Linked DNA regions of Homo sapiens: region 2 is linked to region 1. The links are chromatin loops, found by intact Hi-C in ENCODE. Cell type or tissue: body of pancreas. All regions are shown on one strand. Links, peaks and the distances in the headings refer to the core of each region. The heading gives the core; the rest is flanking DNA.

Region 1 (10,568 bases), core at 1,006-9,005:
ATCTTAGAAGAGTACTAATCCTCACTGTAGCTGAGAATTTCTGGGACTAGGGCTTCAAATCAAGTGAAGTAGGGTAACCCACCCATGACTTTGAGCCTCAAAGAGACTCGGAAATTGTCGACACAGATAGAGTCTCTTGGAAAAACCAATTGGAGGAAAATAATAATAACAATTCACACCAATTTTCCTGAACCACTTTAAAATATTTTCTTTTTTTTTTTTTTTTTTTTTTTTGAGACGGAGTCTCGCTCTGTCGCCCAGGCTGGAGTGCAGTGGCGGGATCTCGGCTCACTGCAAGCTCCGCCTCTCGGGTTCACGCTATTCTCCTGCCTCAGCCTCCCGAGTAGCTGGGACTACAGGCGCCCGCCACCACGCCCGGCTAATTTTTTGTATTTTTAGTAGAGACGGGGTTTCACCGTTTTAGCCGGGATGGTCTCGATCTCCTGACCTCGTGATCCACCCGCCTCGGCCTCCCAAAGTGCTGGGATTACAGGCGTGAGCCACCGCGCCCGGCCAAAATAATTTCACATGTACACCTATTTTTCTCTTAGCTATCTTTTGTTACTGACCATTGGAAGGAGTACAATATTGGGATACCAATGCAGGACAATGAATTAGTTTATCATCTCATTCTAACATGTATAAGCGAATCTATCATGCCTCAAGCCCGTACATGCTATACTCTGATATAGAGCATTATACCAAAGGGCTAGTCTTAGTTGTAGGCAAACAACTATTTGCATTATTATCTTGAGGAGTTAGAAAAATTAAGGTACATTTATGGTCAGAAAGATGGGTGTTTCCTTCAGAATACACAAGAAAAATATTTCATCCAAAAGATTTTCTTCTTATATCTTTAAATACTTGTTTTAAAGTGGGAAAAATAAAAAATCTCTGGGTTCTACAACATGATATAAGAATTTTATGTGCAGCATTAGTATTTCTTGAGAATCTGAATACCATACTCCACCTCCCCTAAAAAATTTATTGAGTCACACATGTTGAATGACAGTTAGGTGTTGACAGTGTGTCTACTTACATTTGCTAAAAACAAAAATGCTTTCTGTAATGAATATCAATGTTACTCAGGGTAATACGGTTAAGTTACTTATGTTGATATGCTTACCTACTTTCAAATGATCCCACTGTAAAAGTTTCATTGTCATCTCTCTTCAGCATTAGGAACAAAAATTCTGTAATATATTTTCATATAAAAGATGGGAAGCGACTGTACAAAATTACTATAAAATAAACTGAAACTGACTAGCTGGCTCTCATATTTTTAAAATGCATGTTCAACAAAAAGAAATATCAAGCAAAATTGCCAACAAATCTTTCAAAGGCCACTCATCAGTGCTAAAGACCACAATCAGCTTGTCATAATTAACTTCATAACTAAGGAAGATAAACGTAAGCAACAGCACACAGCCCAAATCACAGCTTGAGAAATGAAATTGAAATGGCTAAAAACTGAACTTGAGCCAAACTGCTTTATCCTAGTCACCTTGTTTCATAAATCAAGTAGAAGAATATCTGTACATCAGCAATGTTGTATATTAGTTCAGTTTTATTGATGTGAATCGCATTGTTTTACGAAGTGAACTTTCTCCAAAAAATAGCACGAATAAAGGGATGTGAATTATAGATGTGCATCATCACAATATACTATTGACTCTAACTTTAATGCTGTTTCTGCAGATATTACTAACCTGCATCTTGTCCTTTTGATCAAACACTTGTCTGTCCAGGATGTGACATGGAGAAAATTATTCCAGCAAACCTATGGGCTTTCTGCTTTTTAACTTCTGTCTCTCACTGACGTTTTCCCATTGCCCTACCTACATGAACCTACTTGGTATTGCGTCCAATAATTACACCTTAATTTTTGAGCTGAAAAAGAAAGTCATTCAGGTGAGAATTTTATCTGTGGGAACCTTGTGTTTACCACAGAGAAACTTTAAAATATATATATAAGATGGCAAGAATAAAGGTGCCAGGAATAAAGGTGACAAAATCCTTCAGCTGAGTTAGAAATAAGGTATGTAAATAGCTCTGTAATACCCCCACATTTTCTAAAAATATCAAATGCAAAAAGAAAAACAAGAATATAGTAACCACATTTTCAATGTAGTTGGAACTTGCTGCCTTGGGGTGAGGAAAAAGTAGGGGGAAAGGAGAGGAATCCAATTCCAATTTTCATTGCACGATTCCCATACGTATCTATCAGAATAGTTCTCTTGGCCAAGTATTTATTAAAAATCCTCACCCAGTCTGCTTATAAACAATTTGAAAACTCACACATTACAATATTCATAGCTGTGTTCAAGAAGTGACCTTCCGAGCTGACTTTATTGTGAACTATAAAAAGTGCTAGCTAATAAAACACAAGGGCATTTCGTTGGTTTCCAAGATTTTACTTTCTAGGTTTCTCACCCCCTTCAAAAATCCCTCCTACCAGTGATCAAAACTGTTTTGTGACTCACCCTTGACTATACAGAAACCCAAAAGCAGAGGCAGCAAAAAACATGTATCCCACTGAATCGTAAGGAGAGCATTCAATGCAAATTTTAAGGACAGATTTGCAGATTGTACCACTGCTCTCTGTTGTGGCTTATTTGCTGTTTAATTACATGCATGCAAATTTTTTGAGGTTTTACCCTTGAGTATGTATTCTACGAAAGCTCATAAAATTCTTGAAATTAGCTATACTTGTAATCTTATAATATTCCCCAGACTGTGAGTAAAATTGTACTTATTCACTTAAAATTAATATCCTTTTCTGGGTTCTCTGTGGAATTCCGAAAAAACATTAGCCGCAAAGTTCACAGACCTAGGTGTTTTAATCCAGCAGTCATGGCTGTCTACCTTCTAACTATGGCAAAACATGATTAGAAAATGTCCTGCTGCTCAGAGCCTCAACCTATGAAATGAATTTGCACAGAGGTCATTAAGTAGTAAAAAAACAAAAGCAATTCTCAAGGCTTTTAAAAAACTCAAATAGGCTGGGGGCAGTGGCTCAAACCTGTAATCCCACATTTTGGGAGGCCAAGGTGGGCAGATCACCTGAGCTCGGGAGTTCGAGACCAGCCCGACTGATATGGAGAAACCCCGTCTCTACTAAAAATACAAAAATTAGCCGGGCGTGGTAGCGCATGCCTGTAATCCCAGCTACTCGGGAGGCTGAGGCAGGAGAATCGCTTGAACCCAGGAGGCGGGGATTGCAGTGAGCCGAGATGGCACCATTGCACTCCAGCTTGGGCAACAAGAACAAAACTCCATCTCAAAAAAAACCTCAAATATGCAACAGAATACAAGGAAATATGTGAGGAAGAAACCTCTCCAATGTTAACAAGCCATTCATTTTGCTCTTGTTATAATTGTAATTATGTACGTCCATGAAGTTGTCCTATTTCAGAACCAACTACTGACTCAAGCACTCAGATGACTGCGTTTACTAACTTAAGTGGTGTTATGTGGGAATCCAGGCTCAGGGAGGCCATTTCTTAAAAATCTGGATTAAAAAATAATATGAAACTTCCAACATTAAAATTCTCTGTAGCTTTGGTTGAAATGAAAACTGGCCTAGATTGGATATTGCACTGAAAAACAAATACCCTCTGGCACGTCTAATGAATGTTCCCATGAAGTGGATTTCTCAATCCTAGACTTAAACACTATTTTGTAGAATGAGCCTTTTAGAAAATCTTGCCTTTTGTCTGGATCTCAGTTTTCCCACATTTAAAGGGAAGTTTGGATTGGCTTCCAAATGTCTTTCTGGGGAACTGCTTCTCGGAAGACGCGGCTCACTTCTAAAAGGTTCGATTCCAGATCTACTGAATCAAATTGCCAGAGAAATGCCCAGGAAGCGGCATGCTCCGCAACTCCTTAGGTGATTCTGATGCAGAGCCCGCAGGTGCTTAGGCGCACCGCTACATGGACCTGGATGAAGGCCTTTCCGTTATAATACCCACCATCAGCCCAATGAGCCCTGCAGAAAGTGAGAGGGAGGAAGAGGTGGTAAATAACAGGGGTGTCTGGCAGGCATCAGCAGTAATTACAGGTAGGAAAAGGGTGTCAGGTCTTCCTACAAAGAAGCTCCTTCCCTTTTCTTCTTGGGACTCTCCCACCCCCTGCTGGTAGGACCCAGCATTTCTCATTTCCTTGCTCTGCTCGCGTTACTACAGGGACAGAAGCGAGGAGTAGAAAGGAAGATGTAAACACGGAGCTGGCTCCTGGAAGCGGGGAAGGAAGGAGAGATGTCAGAAGAAAGCAAGCAAGTGGAAGTTAAGAGGAAAAGAGCAAATCTGCATGGGGCACAGGTCACGCGCCAAGTATGTCTGTAGGACTAGGTAAGTAATGAAAAGTAAAGCTGGGTAAATAAAAAAAGAGAGAAAGCGCTGGGGGTAACGGGGCAGGAGCAGGCAGTCCACCTAAGGCGGCCACTGACCAACTGCAGTGATGTGGGCAAGGTGAGCCCAGGGCTGTTGTGGCTACCAATTTTTTCAAGAAAAGCCAGAAATTTCAAACTCAGAAATTTGGATTCTATTTTATTTTAAACTCCCAACATTTAAAAGTTTACAACGAAACATTTGAAACAAAAACTCCACATATCAAATCGGCCTGTAGTCTGCGTCTGTTGCCTAAGGAGAAGTGTGAGTGTTCAGAAGGTGGTCAGTGAAGAAGTAAAGAGCTCAGGAAGAAAAACGTGATACAGAACAGTAAAAAGGAATTGGTTTGCAGTGACCATTGAATAGAGGATGAGGACGTTGTCAGCGATTACCTAGGATGTTTGGTCGACCCCTGACGATCATGGATTTAATTTGTTTGTTTTTCAGAAATCACTGACTGCTTTTGTCAAAATCAGAAGAGTACTCATGTGGCTATTTGAAATTTTGTCCTGGTAAAGATCCCATGCATTGGCTCCAGGGCTTCCAGGAGTCAGGGACTCAGGTGGTTTGCAAGCAAGGCTCAGCCAGGAACCTCCTCACATCCACTTTATATTCCCTTACACAATTGGAATAAAATGTTTCCTTTGTTTTCACCCCTGCAAGATGATTGTGAAAATAATAAAGTAACATTCATTAAGGATCAAGTGTCAAGTGTGCAAGGTTGTGAGAACCATGCCAAAGCCCTGACCATGGCCCCTGGCACACAGCACTGGACAAACGTCAGCAATTATTAACATCTGTTGTCCCTGGCAACAGCCCCATGAGGAAGGGATTTTTATTCCAATTTTAGAGATGATGAAACCGAGATTAGCCTGATAAGTCACTTGCCAATATACTTAGAAAGCAATGGAGCCAGGTTTGGGAGGTTTTACTCACTAGTCTTAACTCCCAGTGCTGAAGGGAGATGTGAAGAGAAAGGGCAGGTGTCCACCACAGCACAGATGCTGAGCTGCTGCCCTTCCACCCTTGCACAATCTTTCAGACAAACTAAAGCATCAATTTCACCTTAACTATTGGCTCATTAGAGGCCAAAGGGGATCAACGAAAATTTTTAGTTGTCTTTATTACATTTGATGAAGAAAATGGTATTCTTGCTATGTTTAAGACCTTGAGAATAGTACAGGTCAAGGATCTGTACTATTAGATGGAATATCAGGGAAGAAGAAAGTACTTCAGCTCAGCTTCCTATACTGAAAATTATAATGCAACGGGAGATTTAGTCATCAGGAAATGAATCCTATGATTTCAAATACCCAGGATATATAAGCCATACAATTAAAATGACTTGGTTTGCTTGAAATAAAAAACTAAAATTAAGTACAGTGTTGTTTAACTGATCAAATTAGACTGCTGAGTTACAATTTTTCATGTCTTGCTATTAAGAAGTTTAATGCTTTTCAGAGCTTCAACGGTATTAGAAAACCTTAATAAAATGCAAACACATTAAAAAAAATTAGACCTGGAAGGGTCCTTATAAATAATTTCTTATAATTTCCTCCTCATCTAATAAGTTCGAAAATTTAGATCTAAAAAGAATGCAAACACAGGCCTCCAATCACATTGCCTCATTAGTGGCAGAGCTTCGACTGCTTGGGACAGGTGCTACTAACAACCTCATAGATGAAACCAATTTAGTGTCTTTAGTTACCTTACTGAGCGGACACATTGAATTGGATTTCATTTTCTAAAGAGAAAGTACATAAATGTGTATATATTTATATATGGCATACATAAATATGGCTATTTGATGTATGTTTTATATATTAATATCATTTACATATGCTGTATATTATTTGATATATCTAATATATTGTTTTTACATATTTTAAAAACATACTCCCACCTAAAAAATTCACAAAAGAAATTTGGTAAAGAAATATTAACCAAATATATAAAAATCAAAGTGATACATTTTTTCATGTAGATTGGCAAAGAATAAAAACATGATAAAACACACTGCTGGTAAAAACATGGGTAAATCAACATTAAATTACTATCTCTGTAAATATGTGTCAAAATATATAATGTATATGTATATCCTTAGATTCATTAATTCCAATACTAGGGATTCATTTCAAGAAAACAGAGAGTTGTCTAAAAATACCTAAATAAGGATGTTCATTTTTATGTGTCTTGTAAAAAATTACAAACAACTTAAATGTTATGGTGACAGAATAAATTCTAGCATATTATTCAATGACGTTCTTGGGCCACCATAAAAAATTATATTGCCCTTTATTCATGGGAATGATGGTAAGCTTCTAAAAGAGAAAAGGCAAAAAGAAGATGCTTAAAATATAAATGTGTCATCCCACCTACGTAACTTTTTTTTTTTTTTTTTTTTTTGAGATGGAATCTCACTCTGTTACCCAGGCTGGAGTACAGTGGTGCCATCTCAGCTCACCACAACCTCTGCCTCTAGGCTCAAGCGATTCTCCTTCCTCAGCCTCCAGAGTAGCCGGGATTACAGGTGTGCGCCACCAAGGCCCGGCTAATTTTTCTAGAGAAGGGGTTTCACCATGTTGGCCAGGCTGGTCTTCAACTCCTGACCTCAAATGATCCACCTGCCTCGGCCTCCCAAAATATTGGGGTTACAGGCATGAGCCACCGCACCCAGCCCACTTATGTAAAATTTTATATGGATATCTGAAACAATATGCACCAAAGTACTAATATTGCTAATCTTTGCCTGTAAGATTTTAGATGATATTTCATTCTTCTTTAAATGTTCCTGAATTATTTAAATCAAATTAAAATGATCTTGCATTATAATCAGGAAAAAGATCAATAAATATATTTCTAGTTTGAATTTTTTTCAAAATTAAAGTACTTTTTCTAAAAATAATACACGATGATCTATACCAATGGCATAATTTTCCAAATTTTCCAAAATAACATGTTACCATTTTTTAAAAGTTAGCAGTATTATCCTTATGATCCTAACATAATTTTAGATATAAACTAAATGCTAATAGATAAGCATTTCATGAGCTTTACCAGATGAAAGGATATTTGAATTCAAGTAGAAACTTCCTCAATATCTAGCTGGGCGAACTGGGCTCAACCAGTGAACCTTCCTTAGACCTCATTTCCTTCCTAAAGCATTAAATGAGAAACTTTAGCTTAATGACCTCTGAAAATATTTTTATTTCAAAAAACCAAAAGTAACTCTCAAAACTTCAAAATGTGAAATAATTCCTTAGTAATTTACATCCTCTGAAAATATCCCCCAACCCATCCTATGAATACAACTCTAGGTTACAAAGGATAAAATCATATGTCAAAGTTTCTCAACTTGGTTACGGAAATGTGAAATTCTTCCATAAGTCCTTGAAGAGTCTCTTAAGAACTAAACAAAATATACATTCCTATTCTGGGGTCTTACTCCAACGATAGAAGTTGATAAGCGGTATCTGTTCTTTTGCTTCCCAAGGGCTTTGCTAGCATCTTAGATATAATCATGCACTACCACCAAAACGCTGACTAGTCTGAAAAAAAAAATCAGTGGGTTCTGCTTCAAGTAGCTCATTCGCTATGTTGCTACCATTTTCCAAAAAATCCTGTTTAGAATTGATGCAATGTGGCTTGTCCTTTGGGCTTGAAGATCACTCCATGTGGGGTTTTAACCAAACTGGAAAACTTCCACACATTTGTAAAGCAAAAGGCACATTTCAGGATATTCATTATCTCACATCAAATAAAGCACTCAAGCCCCATCTCTAAAAGTCTATACGCCTCACCGGGAATCAGATGAAAATGATCTCATACTTGCGCATGCTAAAGACCTTAGGTTTTTTTGTAGGGATGGAGAAGGTGTGGAGTTACAGAGGACAGATTTAACATTGAAACGGATCAGAAGTGGTGGATTCATTGGCATACTTTGGCTAGAGACAGAAGTGTGAGAGGTATATCAAAATTGCTAGCATGAGTGATGATAAACAACAACTGACATTCAGCTTCAGAATCAGAAAAACAAGAGGGAATACTGGAGACTGTCAATACCTGGAGAACACAGGTGGCCTAAAGGGAATAGCTTCAATTCAGCTCAGCAGATTACCACTATGTGGAAACGCAGGCCTTGTGTTGCCAGTGCTACTTTTTATTATTTTCAAAAGAAGCTGCACATCTAAGTTCTATCCAAATCTGTTTGATTCCAAAATGCTAGCAACCATTTGTTTTTAACCCTGTCTGAGCCAACACTGCAGTGGGCAAAATCAAACAGGATTATGCGCCAGATTTGGCTTGTGGCTGACCAGTGTGCAGTTACTGACTCAGATACAGAATACACAAAACATATATAATCACTGCCAAAAGTAAAGTATCTTAAAATATATATTAATAGATGCATATTATCTTGTTTAGTGGGGGAGCTTCATGAACAAAATAACCAGGGCAAGAAAAAAGGATAGGGATGAAAGGAATTTAGAGGGAAAGCTAATCACCACCAAAGGTGTACAGACATGAAAATTTTCATCCTTTTTGTTTTTTTAAATATGGGGGTTCAACTGAGTTGAAAGATTACAGGTAGAGAGGTATGAGGTAGAAGAAAGCTCTAACTAATGAGAAGCGGATTATATACACCAGGCACTATACTAGGAACTTGACATACTATCTTCGTATTTCATTCTAATGGTAATGTGGTAATATTACTCTTATTTTCTAGATGTGAAATGAAAACTGGCAGGCATTAACCAATCTATAATCTGACAGCACAGAGTTGGGATTGATGTCTGTCTATAAAACTCAAGGTGCTTTTTGTTCTGTTTTTGTTTTTTATTTTTTTACCCAGCATTCTGTGATACTGGAAAGTAGGTTACACTTACCGTCTAGTGTTTCCCTGCCCAACAGGGTAGGCACTGGACATATATGGGCAATGAACACCTGAAATGTGGCTAATATGACTAAGGAACTTAGTTTTTAATTTTATTTAATTAATTTACAATTAAATTTTTAAATGACGAAATGTATTCAGTTATTGGAAAACTTTTAAATGTGTGATGAACAACTTGTATATGGAAATCTACTTTTGTAACTATAAATTTTGTACACTCCAAATGTATATCAAATAGTTGTGATGAATATTTATAATCTGAATTAAGATGTGAGTAAATACACACTGGATTCCAAAGATTTAGTATGAAAAAAGAATGTAAAATATTTTAAATATTTTTAATATTGACTACATGTTGAACTGATAATATTCTGGCTATATTGGGCTAAAAAATATATTATTAAAATTAACTTTACCTATTTCATTCTACTTTTTTAAGTGTGGCCATTAAAATACGTGTGGCTTGTATTATATTTCTATTAGATTGCACAGATCTAAGCCAATGTTTTTCAACATCACCTGTACCTTAGAATCAACTGGAAGCTGGATAAAAATATCACTGTCAGTCTACAATTTAATCACTTTGGGGGTGGGACTTGAGCACTCGTATTTTTAAAAGATGTCTCAGTGACTCTAATGTGTAGTGAGAAACAGAGGTACCATGCTTGAGAGATGTAACTTCATTCTGTAGGCAGTGGGAAGATGCTGACAAATTTTGAAACAGGAAATAACAGAAGGCTATCAGGTGTTGAAAAAAGATGAATCTGGGAATCTTGGGCTGAGAGGAATATATGCATGGATGCTCCTTCATGGTCCAGTCTGCTTAACTCTCAGCTTCATCTTCACCATTCTAGCCCTGGCTTGCTAGCATCCAGCCTCAATGACTTTCTTTCAGCTCCTCGACTGGCCAAGCTAGTCCCACCTTTAGGATTCTTACTTGCTGTTGTTTCTGCCCCCACAAAGCTCTTAATGCAGATCCCTACATGGATGGCTGCATTCTGCTACCCCTGTCTCCCAACCCAAATCTGATTCCCCAATATAAAATAGCCTTCCCAGCCCTGACCCTTGGTGTCTCTCATTCCCATCTCCATTTTTCTTCATCACCCTGACACTGCCTGAAAACTGCTCATTTATTGCTTACCTTAGTTCTTTCTTACTGCGATGCAAACTGTAGGAGAAGAGAGGATTTGTCTCTGTTGCTCACTGTTCTGTCTCCAGTGTCTAGAACAGTGACCAGCAAACAAGGGCACTTCAATAACTATTTAATGAATAAAAGAATGCACATGTCA
Region 2 (10,568 bases), core at 881-8,880, 51 kb after region 1:
CTTTTATATAACTTAATAAAAGCACTTTACAAAAGTCATATTAACAGAAAAGATTATACAAAACTTCTAATATTTTTTCAAATAAGCTTAAGCTTACATACAGCTAAATAATTTAGTCAACAGAGCAGTAAAACTGACTGACTTTTTGAAAGCTGGGTTCTATACTTTTATAGATCTGCATCACATTCCAGAAATCATAAACTCATGTAATAGTAAGAATGAATGAGCTGAAAACTTCATATTTATGTTCCAAAAACCTGTAGCAGAACTAAATTAGAGATGGAAGAGTACACTGGGCTTTCTCCATAGGTCATCTAAACAAATATCCAAGTGACTCAAGCGTCTCTCAAAGAATTGCTGTCAAGTCCTGAGAAGTCTCAACTTTCAAAGAAACCCTCTCTTTCCCCCCAAACAATGCACTGTTATATTTCCCAAGACAGAGGTGGTTCTTTAGCATCTACCACGAATATTCTGGCAAGAGCAACACCATGTTGATAAGATAAGGGATGCTGTCAATTGTTCCATCAAAGATCAATTCCTATTGTTCAGTAGAAAAAAATCTTTATGGGGAATATAGATTCTATTCTAACATATTAGCTGTGTTACTTGGTTTCAGTTTCTCTTTATCAAACTCATAGGAAAAGTGTAAAAACACCTGCTCTCTTTTCACTCATAGTACATTCGAAAAGCACATTACTGTACTTTTTCCCTGATCATTCTTTTCACCTGAAAGGCTCGTAATTCTATACTTAGGAGAGGTGGGCCAGTGAAAGTCTGGCAGTAAAAACGAAGGAACTTTACTTGCAAACTATTTCTGAGGTGCTTCATTTTTTCCCATTAAGAATTCATAAAAAGGATGCAGTATTTCAGTTTCAGAATCATACTGTAGTATACAATATATTAAATAGACTGCAGTCATGAGTAACATTAATTTTAGGGAAAACATTTTCTACCTCCATAACTTTATGAAATCTTTTGGAAATATGAGCAGGACCTGATATATTATCCTCTTATTACACAGTCTTAAAACACCTAAAATAATTATGTTAAGTAGTGGTTTATGTTTATTAAGGAGAGAAAACAACCCAAAATAATTTTTAAAAAGTCTGTTGCTGATAGTGCATAGTACTGAACAATGTGAACATTCCCTCTTTAAAGCAAAATATAAACCAGAAGTACAAAGAATACTTTGACAAAACTGCTATTTGCTCTCAGCAAATAAGACTCATAAAATTACTGTTGCTTTCACAAAACTTAAAGCAGAGTATTATGTAGTTAGAAAATACATCATGCTTAATCAAATACTGCTATGTCCCCTACTACTGAGAATGTATCAAAAGACATGTCTCCTCCCCCCCCCAAAAAAAACATATATATATGTCTTGCAATGTTCCCTGAAGGTTGGGAATCTGTGGTATATACTATGAGTGCAGAATGGGGGGTTTCTCCTTGTGAGTACATCAGGGCTACTGGGAACCAGCAGTTCAAAGAACAAAACTGTTGCTTTACACAAAGTAATGAAAGACAATAACATAGGCTTTTCATGTTGCCCCCTTCAAGCTAAGTAGGGTGATGCTAAGTTGTGCCTCTTTAAGTCTGTCTTTCTGTTTAAGTTTTAGTTCTCAAGTGGGAAGGGACAAAAAGGCCCTTGGAAATGACCTTGACCATATTTCACCAGAAATCACTTCTCAAAATTAATCTGCACAGAAAGAAAACAATGAAAAAAACTAGCCAAACAGGTTTTCCTTAAAAACACACAAGTAGTTCAAAGTTCCCTTCAATTGCACAATGAAAAAATAGCAATTAATGTTAAGAAACATTCAGTAGCTATAGCATAATAAAGGATTCACACATGCAGAGAAACCTCCATTCTTATCAAAATGAAAGTAGGAACTCTAACAATACAGCCAAATGTGATTGACAAGTTCCATGAATCAACAGTCTCGGATACCTATCTTTCTACATAGCCATCACCCCAAGTTACCTTCTCCCCAGTTAAGTCCAATGCCATGCTGAAATTTAACAAGAAGACCAGTTGAAATGAAACTATCTAAGTTACCAGCAAGGCTATCAAGATGATAGTATTATTTTCATACATTAACCTGAAATCAACACTAGGCACAAAAAGTTAAAAGAAGCTTAGTTAAGATTTAATTAACAAACTTAATAATTATTATCATAATAAACCCATCAACAAGCCACAAACACAATACCACACCAAACGATGTAAGAGTCATACAAATCCAGTTGTTTGAATAGTAATCTAACCTGGTATCACACCCAAAATGTAGATATGTTTAATATTTTAACACAAATTATCAGAGCTTTTCAGAAGTTGCCAGGAAACTAGAAGTAGACAGAGGGGTGGCTGGGTAAAAAAAACAACCTCAGTAGGAAAAAAATGTTCTTTAAATCAACGTACTCATAGTCTTCGAGTCTAGTGAAGATACTGAAACTGAAGCTAATTTTGATGTTTCATAAATAAATTCATGATCTGAATATGTTACATAACAATTAGAAATCTTGCCCCACGAGCCTAGCAAAATAAGCCCTTAGCCTGGTCAGTTATCTTTTCCTACACATGTGTGTGGAATATGCCAGAGAAATAATACAGCTGCCCAGCATGGGGTATATTGCTTTTTGGTTTGGGTCCTAGAAGGAGGGAACCTGACGCTTTAGGTACCTTGGGTTCTTAGGATTGAAGTTTACTATATGAAATCATTTTTCTTTAGTACCTAGACAAACAAATGCTTCACTCAAAGACAACTGTGGTCTTAATGAATGCAAGCTGGATTTTCCCCCCACTAACTTGATCAAAACAGTCCATTCAAAGGTCCATGAAAATATTTTAAAACAGCAATATTGCCATCTCAAGGGACCCATGAATAAGCTGAGCTTTCATTCTAAATAAAATGCCTTATTACTTTCAGCAGACTACAAAGGAAGAAATAAGCTTTAGGTCTTAGGAATTCTGTTCACAATTTTAAGAAAGGCTTTTGTCAACACAGGGGACCCAGAACAGGTGAATTTGCATGGTGCCTTAGAGTAGGTTTTTTTCTACATAAAAGAAGATCTGACTAGTTGAGTTAATTTACAGTTTGTTTTGTTTTTTGGGGCTGAAGAGCCTTCACTTTTTCATGTAGTTCTTCCAACATTAGTTAAGTTTACATTTAAACAAAGTTTAAGAGTATTATTGCAAACGTATTCTTGGCACATAGACAAGTTGCTGCTCTATGATGTGGCAACCACCTAGCAGAAGGAGGGTTCCTTGAATAACAACATTTTCCCTCTGTAGAATGTATGTGTCTCAGAGTATCCCTGAACTGGATGTCCTCATCTCAGTTTAGAGTTCAGGGTTTCTCAGGATGATGATACATGTACAGAAACTGCAACCTGCTGTACCACAGAGGCCCCCTTCCTCCATTTAAGCTGCCATTATATTAGTTCATTTTTCCATGGCTTAGCAGAAATTTTACAACTATACACTGATTCCTTTCTAAATTGCTGATTTGCCTTTACTCACTGGCCCTTCAGTTTTTCTACTCAACTGGAACTGAAAACTTAAGAGGAAAAAAGCAAAACAAATAAAACATGGTAATGATCAAGAACCCTCCAAAGAACTTTAAATGATATGAATGCATTAAAGAGCTGTTGTATATTAATTTTTAAATAATATTTAAAACAGATCCCGGCAGCCAGAGTTACAGAGTGAGTTCTATTTTTAAGAAAAGAGTTAGAGTTCAATTTGCATTCATTATGCTGGCTATTTTAAATAATTTTATTCCATGTGTATGCAGAACCCTCCCCTCCATTGACAAGATGCCACTTCAAGTAAGATCTAAGAGAGATATTGCTGTACGTGTCTCACAATTTTGAATAAAACAGTACCAGCAATCTCCCTCTTTCTCCATAGCCCTAAATTTATTATTAAGTAAATTTAGCAATAGCTCAATCACTGGAGCCCAAGACAGTATGTGATGCACTAAAGCACTTATATGTTTATTATCTTTTGCAAGCAACATGGGTAGTGGTGTCTATTATTGCCTCCTGCAAATCTGTAGCAATGTGATGCAAAACGGCATTTTTAAAGAAATTCTCTTTTGGAATGCAAATGATTCCTCCTGCAATTTTGAATATTTTAGCCAGCATGTACCATACAGTAGTTCTGGAATCACTGGCATCTCTCATGCTGTCAAAACTGAGTCAAATGCATTGTAATCCTGGAGAACGATAACCTTAAACAGCAATGCAACGTTAAAATGCATCCTAAAAAAAAATCCCTATAATTGCGATGAACATTAGAGAGAAACCGGCAGTCCTTCTGCAGGGAAATAACAGTCTGCTCTAGCAATCTTTCCCCTCCCCCCCTGAAACTCATGCAACTAATGATGACCTCCCGAAGTGCCGAATTTAAATGTTCCAGCATTCATCTGAGGATGAAGGAGGAAAAAAAAATACATAGAAAACCATGAAACAAGTTGTAAACTGCACAAACGCAAGGAGAGAAAGAGAACTGCAGCTGATTCAGGAGCGATTGCAGAATGAGGAGCAACAGAAAGGAAACAAGAAAGAAAGAAAAGGGGAAAAAAGCCTTAAGCATTAAAGAGTAAGAAGTGAAAAACATTTACCAGCAGCTCGGTCAGTAGCTTCGCTCCCTGACACCATCTACATAGATAACTTAGCCTAGAGTCTTCGGTCCCAGCTCGCTTTGGAGCAAAATTCCTTCACTTCGAGGGGGCAACACACACCCTCAAGAAAGAGAGAGAGAGGGAAAGAAGGGGAAAAAAAATAATCCCAAAGACCAAGACAGGCTTTCCCCCTCCTCCCTCTTACCCGCCCCCCGGACTCCCCAAACGGTGCTCGCTTCTGCACAGTTCTGCCTGCTGTGCCGCTGAGCTCGATGTTGCCGCGGCGGCTGCTGCTGCTGCTGCTGCTGCTGCTGCTGCTGCTGCTGCTGGTGGTGGTGCTGCTGCTGCTACTTCGGAAACGATTAGGAGGAGGACGCCCAAGCACGACCTGAGCCTGCGAGCCACCCAGGACCAATGTGCAACCTGCTCTGGAATCAAACCCATAACACACGCACGCACACCCAGTGACTCCTGCACGCGAGCTCTCGCGCGCACACACGCGCTCGCCCGCGCGCCGCACAACACACGCGCGCGCGCGCACACACAAACACACACACACACACACACACACACACACACACACAGAGCGCCGTGCGCCGCCCGCTAGCCCTCGCGGTCCCTGAATGGGGAGTGCGAGCCAATCCCTGGGCCCCGAGAGCGCGCACCGGCCCAGGCCGCCGGGGTTGGGTGGTGGCGCTGGGGCTGCAGCTGCTGTGGCTGCGGGGTACGCAGCCAGGGAGGGGCTCACGGCTGAGAAAGAGGGGCGCTAGGGACACGTGCACCCCTTTGTCTGCAGAGAGAACCCCAGCTGGGCGTTTCCAAGACCAGGAACTGAGCGCGCGAACCCCGGGCGGCTCAGAGTTCAGTTCGGCTCTAGGGTTAGCCTGAGGAGGCTTGGATCCCTAGCTGCACGCACCGAGGGATCCGCTCGGCACCCGATGCACCACATCTATGCACCACAGCTACACCCAGGTCTCTGCAAACAGGAGAGCACAGCAAGCCTTCGAGTCCTGCGGACGACCCGAGCCTGCCCTGGCTCTCGCGAGCATGTCCAGTGCTTGGCTGCACCCAGACCGCTTCTTCCAGGGTTAGGAACGCAGAGCAGGGCAGAGCCGAGCTCTGCAGCTTCCAGAGAGAAGCAAAGGTTCCAGAGTCTTCAGCCGCTGCTCACCTGCCTCATCTAGGCTGCCCGGTGGCTCTGAACCTGCACCCAAGGACGTAGTGATGGGGAAGCTAGATTTCCAGACGTCAGAGAGGAGTTACTTCTCTTTTTTTCATATAGGGAATCTTTGAAAAGAAACAATTCTTAGCCCAGGAAAGGCTGTTTCAGTTTACAGGGTAATTAACAGAAAATCCAGCAGGGCCTGGTGGTTTTAATAGTAACAGCTGAACAAGTATTGCTTGTTCAGCTCTGTGCAGGCTCTGTGGAATGTGTTGCCTATGAATTATCTGATTTTAACCTGTTCAGACACTGTATGATCCACCCTAGGAGGAAACCGAGGCCCCAGAATGTTACCAACTGCTAGTATATCATACCCAATACATCAAGAATCTAAACCCTGCAGTCTGGCCCTCAGTCACTGGAGACAGGATGAGGAGTGTGGATGAACGCTAGGCAAGTACAGCAAGGTAAAGGCCTGGTGGGTGTTTGGGTGATAACATCCTCTGGCCTTCAAGCTGTACCTGGCTTGTTGTCTTCAATAACCTACAAACCTTGAAAAACTGCATGCCTGAAATTTGCCAATGTCTTCATAGTACTAATATTAATAATACTTATCTCTTGATTACATACTCTTGTTCATCCTTTAATTAGGTGCCATCTTAATCTTTAAAGGAACTCTGTAAAGAAACTATCCTACCCCCCTTCTACATATGAGGAGGCTGAGACTGAGATGTGGTGTCACTTCCCTCAAGGGACAGGCCCTGAATGAAGACACTGTTTGTCCTATTGCAAGGTCTATGCTGTTTTTTACTAGAATTTGCATCTCCCTTAATTGCCTTCTGAATAAAGCCATGGGATGAGGCCATGGCAGTTACTTTTGATTTCATTCAAGAAATTCATTGATTTTGTAACATTCACTCATTCAAGGATATTTACTGAGCATTTACTTCCTTCAAGGTGCTATCCTAGTGGTGACGGGATGACAAGGGCATTATCTCTATACTCTTTGGGCTTATATTCTAACAAGAAGACGGTGATCATATGCTTAAAATGCTAATGAGGGGCATTTACTGAGGGCTTGCTAGGAATGCATTTCTCTCCCCTCTTCATCTAGCAAACTCCTATTTATCCTTCATCTATCTCTTCCAGCATCAACTTCTTCAGGGAAGTCGTGAGATCTTTCTGGGTTATTACAGGTGTTCAAGGCATCATGTAACTTTAAAAAATTTGTGGTAGCTTCAGTTTTCCACTTGTGTTATGATTTAGCTAGTGTATGTCTCCTAGACACACATGAACCCTCTAGACTGTAAACTCCATGGGGGCAAGAATGTGTCTCTTTTAATTAAACTCACTCTCACTCTCTACCACACACACACACACACACACACACACACACACACACAAACTACTCTTGGAATAAGAATAATAATTCCTAGGAGAGGGGAGCTGTTTTTATTCCCAATTCACAGATGAGTAAAATGTGGCTGAGTAAGATTAAGTAGCTTGCCCAAGGTCACATACCTGGATAACTGGCAGAGAAGGACTCCCACGCAGGTCTGTCTGGTGCTACAGTCCACATGACTAACCCCTGTCATGTTGTCCAACAGCCAATCAGACTACATGAAAGGGGATCATGGGAAATAAGGTAGACAGATGCTGGGGATGGCATTATGGGGGAATACAGAAGTAACAGAGATAAATCATTCAGTATAGTAAGAATTAAAGAGGCATGCAGTAGAATTTTTTGAGACAGGGTCTTGCCCCGTGGCCCAGGCTGGAGTGCAGTGGCACGATCTTCACTCACTGCAACCTCCGCCTCCCAGGTTCAAGTGATTCTCGTGCCTCAGCCTCTGGAGTAGCTGGGATTACAGGCATGCACCATCACGCCCGGCGGATTTTTGTATTTTTAGTAGAGATGGGGTTTCACCATGTTGGCCATGCTGATTTTGAACTCCTGGCCTCAGTGATCCACCCGCCTCGGCCTCCCAAATTGCTGGAATTACAGGCATTAGCCACCTCGCCAAGGATATTCTTAATCTACTATGGGCACCCACCATGTGCTAGGCAACTTGCTCAGATTTTTTTTTCTCATTTTAACCTTAACAATTCTTTTGGCTAAGCATGGTTATTTCCAATTACAGACAATGAAACAGACTCCCCAACAAACCTGACTATAAACTCCAGGGGTACAGTGATATGTCTACTTTAATTTCCCATTTTATCTCATAGTATCTGCCAGCTAAAGTCACTCTCTGTTCCTCTCTCAACCCCTCTCTTACACACACACACACACACACACACAGACACACACAGACACACACACACACACACACACACACGCAATTCGCCCAAGGTCTTACAGCTAGTAAGTAGCAGAGTTAGGATTTGAGGCCAGGTCTGTCTTCACCGTTTCAGAGGAGGTTGGTATGGGGGCGAGGTGATGTCAGTGTGGTGTTGCAGTTTAGCCATGCTATAGTATTTGATAATGCCGGAGGATCTAACTGCCAGGGAGAGATACTGCCGGTGCATTTTCCCCTTCATCAAATCTTATAAGGAATTTGAGATTCAAAGACTTAAAGTTATTTTACCAAGGTCACAACCAGTGTCACAATGCAGAGCTACATTCTAAACCCAGGCATCTCTCACTGCAGACGTGTGGTACAGGATGTTGTAAATGGCACTGGGGCTTTCCAAGATTTTCAGCAAATCCTGGCTGGGGGAACCCTCACTCAGAGAGGACATGCTGTCCAGAGCCAAGCAAGCCTTCTGCACCACTCCTCCCACCTGTTACCTCTCCTCGAGGCTCCACCTTTGTTCAGGCCCCTGTTCCTCTGCCTTTTCAGGCCTTACCTGGAACCCAATGCCTCACTGCCTCCCTGCTCATTGTCAGCAGCAGCAGTGGCTACAAGCCACGGTAAAGTAAAAACTGCATTTTGTCCAGCTCTGCTTCTAAGCTGACTGCTGGGCATGCTCAGTGATAAAGGGAAGCTTTGATTACAAATAGGAAGCTTTTGTTAAACACCTTTCCATTTTGGAGTATTACTTTGTAACTGGATCAGTGTGTGTAGCCCGTTGCAGAGATCCCTAGGCTATACCAATCAGGTCTGTAAGAATGAGATGCTTCCACATGGAAAAATATCTCCATCCTTTGCATCCTCTACCTTATCTCCAGCATTCATCTCGCTGTTCTGTCCTCTCTGTAAGTGCACACAAAGAGCATCCACAAACTGTATCCGTTCTATTTACATACCTCACAGCTATAGACATATGCATCCAGCTACAAATACATACCAGCCCTTGACTGTGGATTTGTTTCTTGCAATTGTTTGGCCATTAACTTGCTCTACACTGAAATGTTATGAATAAAGTGAAGTTTCTAAGAAAAGGCTAAATATTAACCTCTCTTTTCTCCCTCCTCCACCCCCCTCCCCAGAATAAATGTATTCCCTAGAAAATGCTTCAGGCAGCAGAAACGTCTCGGGGATTTTTGAAAACCTCTTCCTGTGTATAAGGTAAGTTGATTTTTGTTCACATGTGCAGTGCAATCCTTAACTCGTGATGAGAATAACCGGTTAAGAAAGGCATGAAGGGCAACCTTCAAGGAAAACTTTGCAGAATACTTAAAGTGTTAGTTGATATTCTGCTGGGGCACCCAGGACACGAACTTTTAAGCTTTTTGAGAAGTCGTGTAACAGCTGGGCATTTTAATGTAGATCATCACAGTTATTCTTCATAGCAACTCTATGATCCCCATTTTATAGATGGAGAAACAAAGGCTTCAAAAGAGCAAATCAGTTACAGCCAACTCATACAACTAGTAAGTATCCAAGGTGGAATGTAATACCAGGTCTGTCTGCTGCCGAATTCTGTATGGTGAACTCTTCATTCTGCTGCCTCGAACTTCCCACATCCATTTGAACAGGGAGGCAGATGTAGGGAGGGGTGATGGTGACGGCTCATTTGTACTTGGTGTGCACAACACTTCGTGTATAATAGTATCATTATTTTCCAAGAACACTTAAACTCAGTTAGGATAGCCTCTCTAAGGGAGCATTATTTGTTTTATTTGGCAAATTAGAAAAACTGATGTACATGGAGCTTAGAGGGCAAAAGACCAAACAAAATGAGTGTCATTGGAGCAAAGGCGTCTGAGTTCTCATTGATGAGCCTTTATTCCCTTCGCTTTTAAATAGCATTGCACTGTAATTGTCAACCATTTCCCAGGTCACACAGTCTCAACAGACATTCTCATCAATTTTGTAAAATCCTTTACAGAGTATATGTACTGGAGAATTTTCACTTTCATCCGGATGGGAAATTTAGAAGTAGAAAAAAACAGATTTTTTTTAAATCACGGCAGTTCTCCATGTTTGTTTCCAATGTCTTCAACATCCTTTAAAGATGTTTTAGTAGATGCTGTGACTTCCCATTTTTAAGAGAGGCCAGGAAAAACCCTTGAAAATATAATCTCAATCAGGCAGATTAACCTGGTGCCATTAGTTCACTCATGTGGCAGCATTTGCATTTTTGTATAGGGCACCTTGCATAGAAAAGGGTAACCAATGAGATCTTGGTTCTATAACTTAAGGGTAGAAATCTTGTTTGGTATATTGTAAGATAATTATTTATCTTTCCAGAAATCAGTTAGATAAAAAGCTTAATGTCTGAGAACCTCACACAGATGTAATAGTACAGTTTGAGCATCACAAATCCAAAAATTTGAAATCTGAAATGCTCCAAAATGGGCAACTTTTTGAACACCAATATAACTCAAGTGG

What was found. Hi-C counts contacts between places; a loop is a spot of excess contacts. Peaks named below come from ENCODE experiments on the same cell type or tissue, not always from the same donor. Only the 100,000 strongest peaks of a DNase experiment are listed, where the experiment ranks them.
Region 2: a loop joins it to region 1, with 2.2 times the contacts of the local background. A loop is called at or near these places in 4 of 110 quality-filtered maps.

The regions. Positions count from the first base shown.
Region 1 is chr5:167,024,296-167,034,863 of GRCh38, reverse strand. All of the region lies in intron 1 of TENM2 (teneurin transmembrane protein 2), which reads right to left. Among named protein-coding and RNA genes, the nearest start is that of TENM2, 51 kb to the right of the region's middle. In body of pancreas, for the core only: a CTCF peak has its summit at 4,160 (motif pointing left); DNase peaks (open chromatin) are centred at 4,143 and 5,163; H3K27ac peaks cover 400 bases.
Region 2 is chr5:166,973,584-166,984,151 of GRCh38, reverse strand. TENM2 (teneurin transmembrane protein 2) reads right to left here and starts at 5,123. Exons shown (of 31, transcript NM_001395460.1): 1 at 4,629-5,123. RefSeq lists enhancers at 5,065-5,564, 5,565-6,066. In body of pancreas, for the core only: no CTCF peak of the experiment used is centred there; DNase peaks (open chromatin) are centred at 5,211 and 5,531; H3K4me3 peaks cover 1,697 bases; H3K27ac peaks cover 4,211 bases.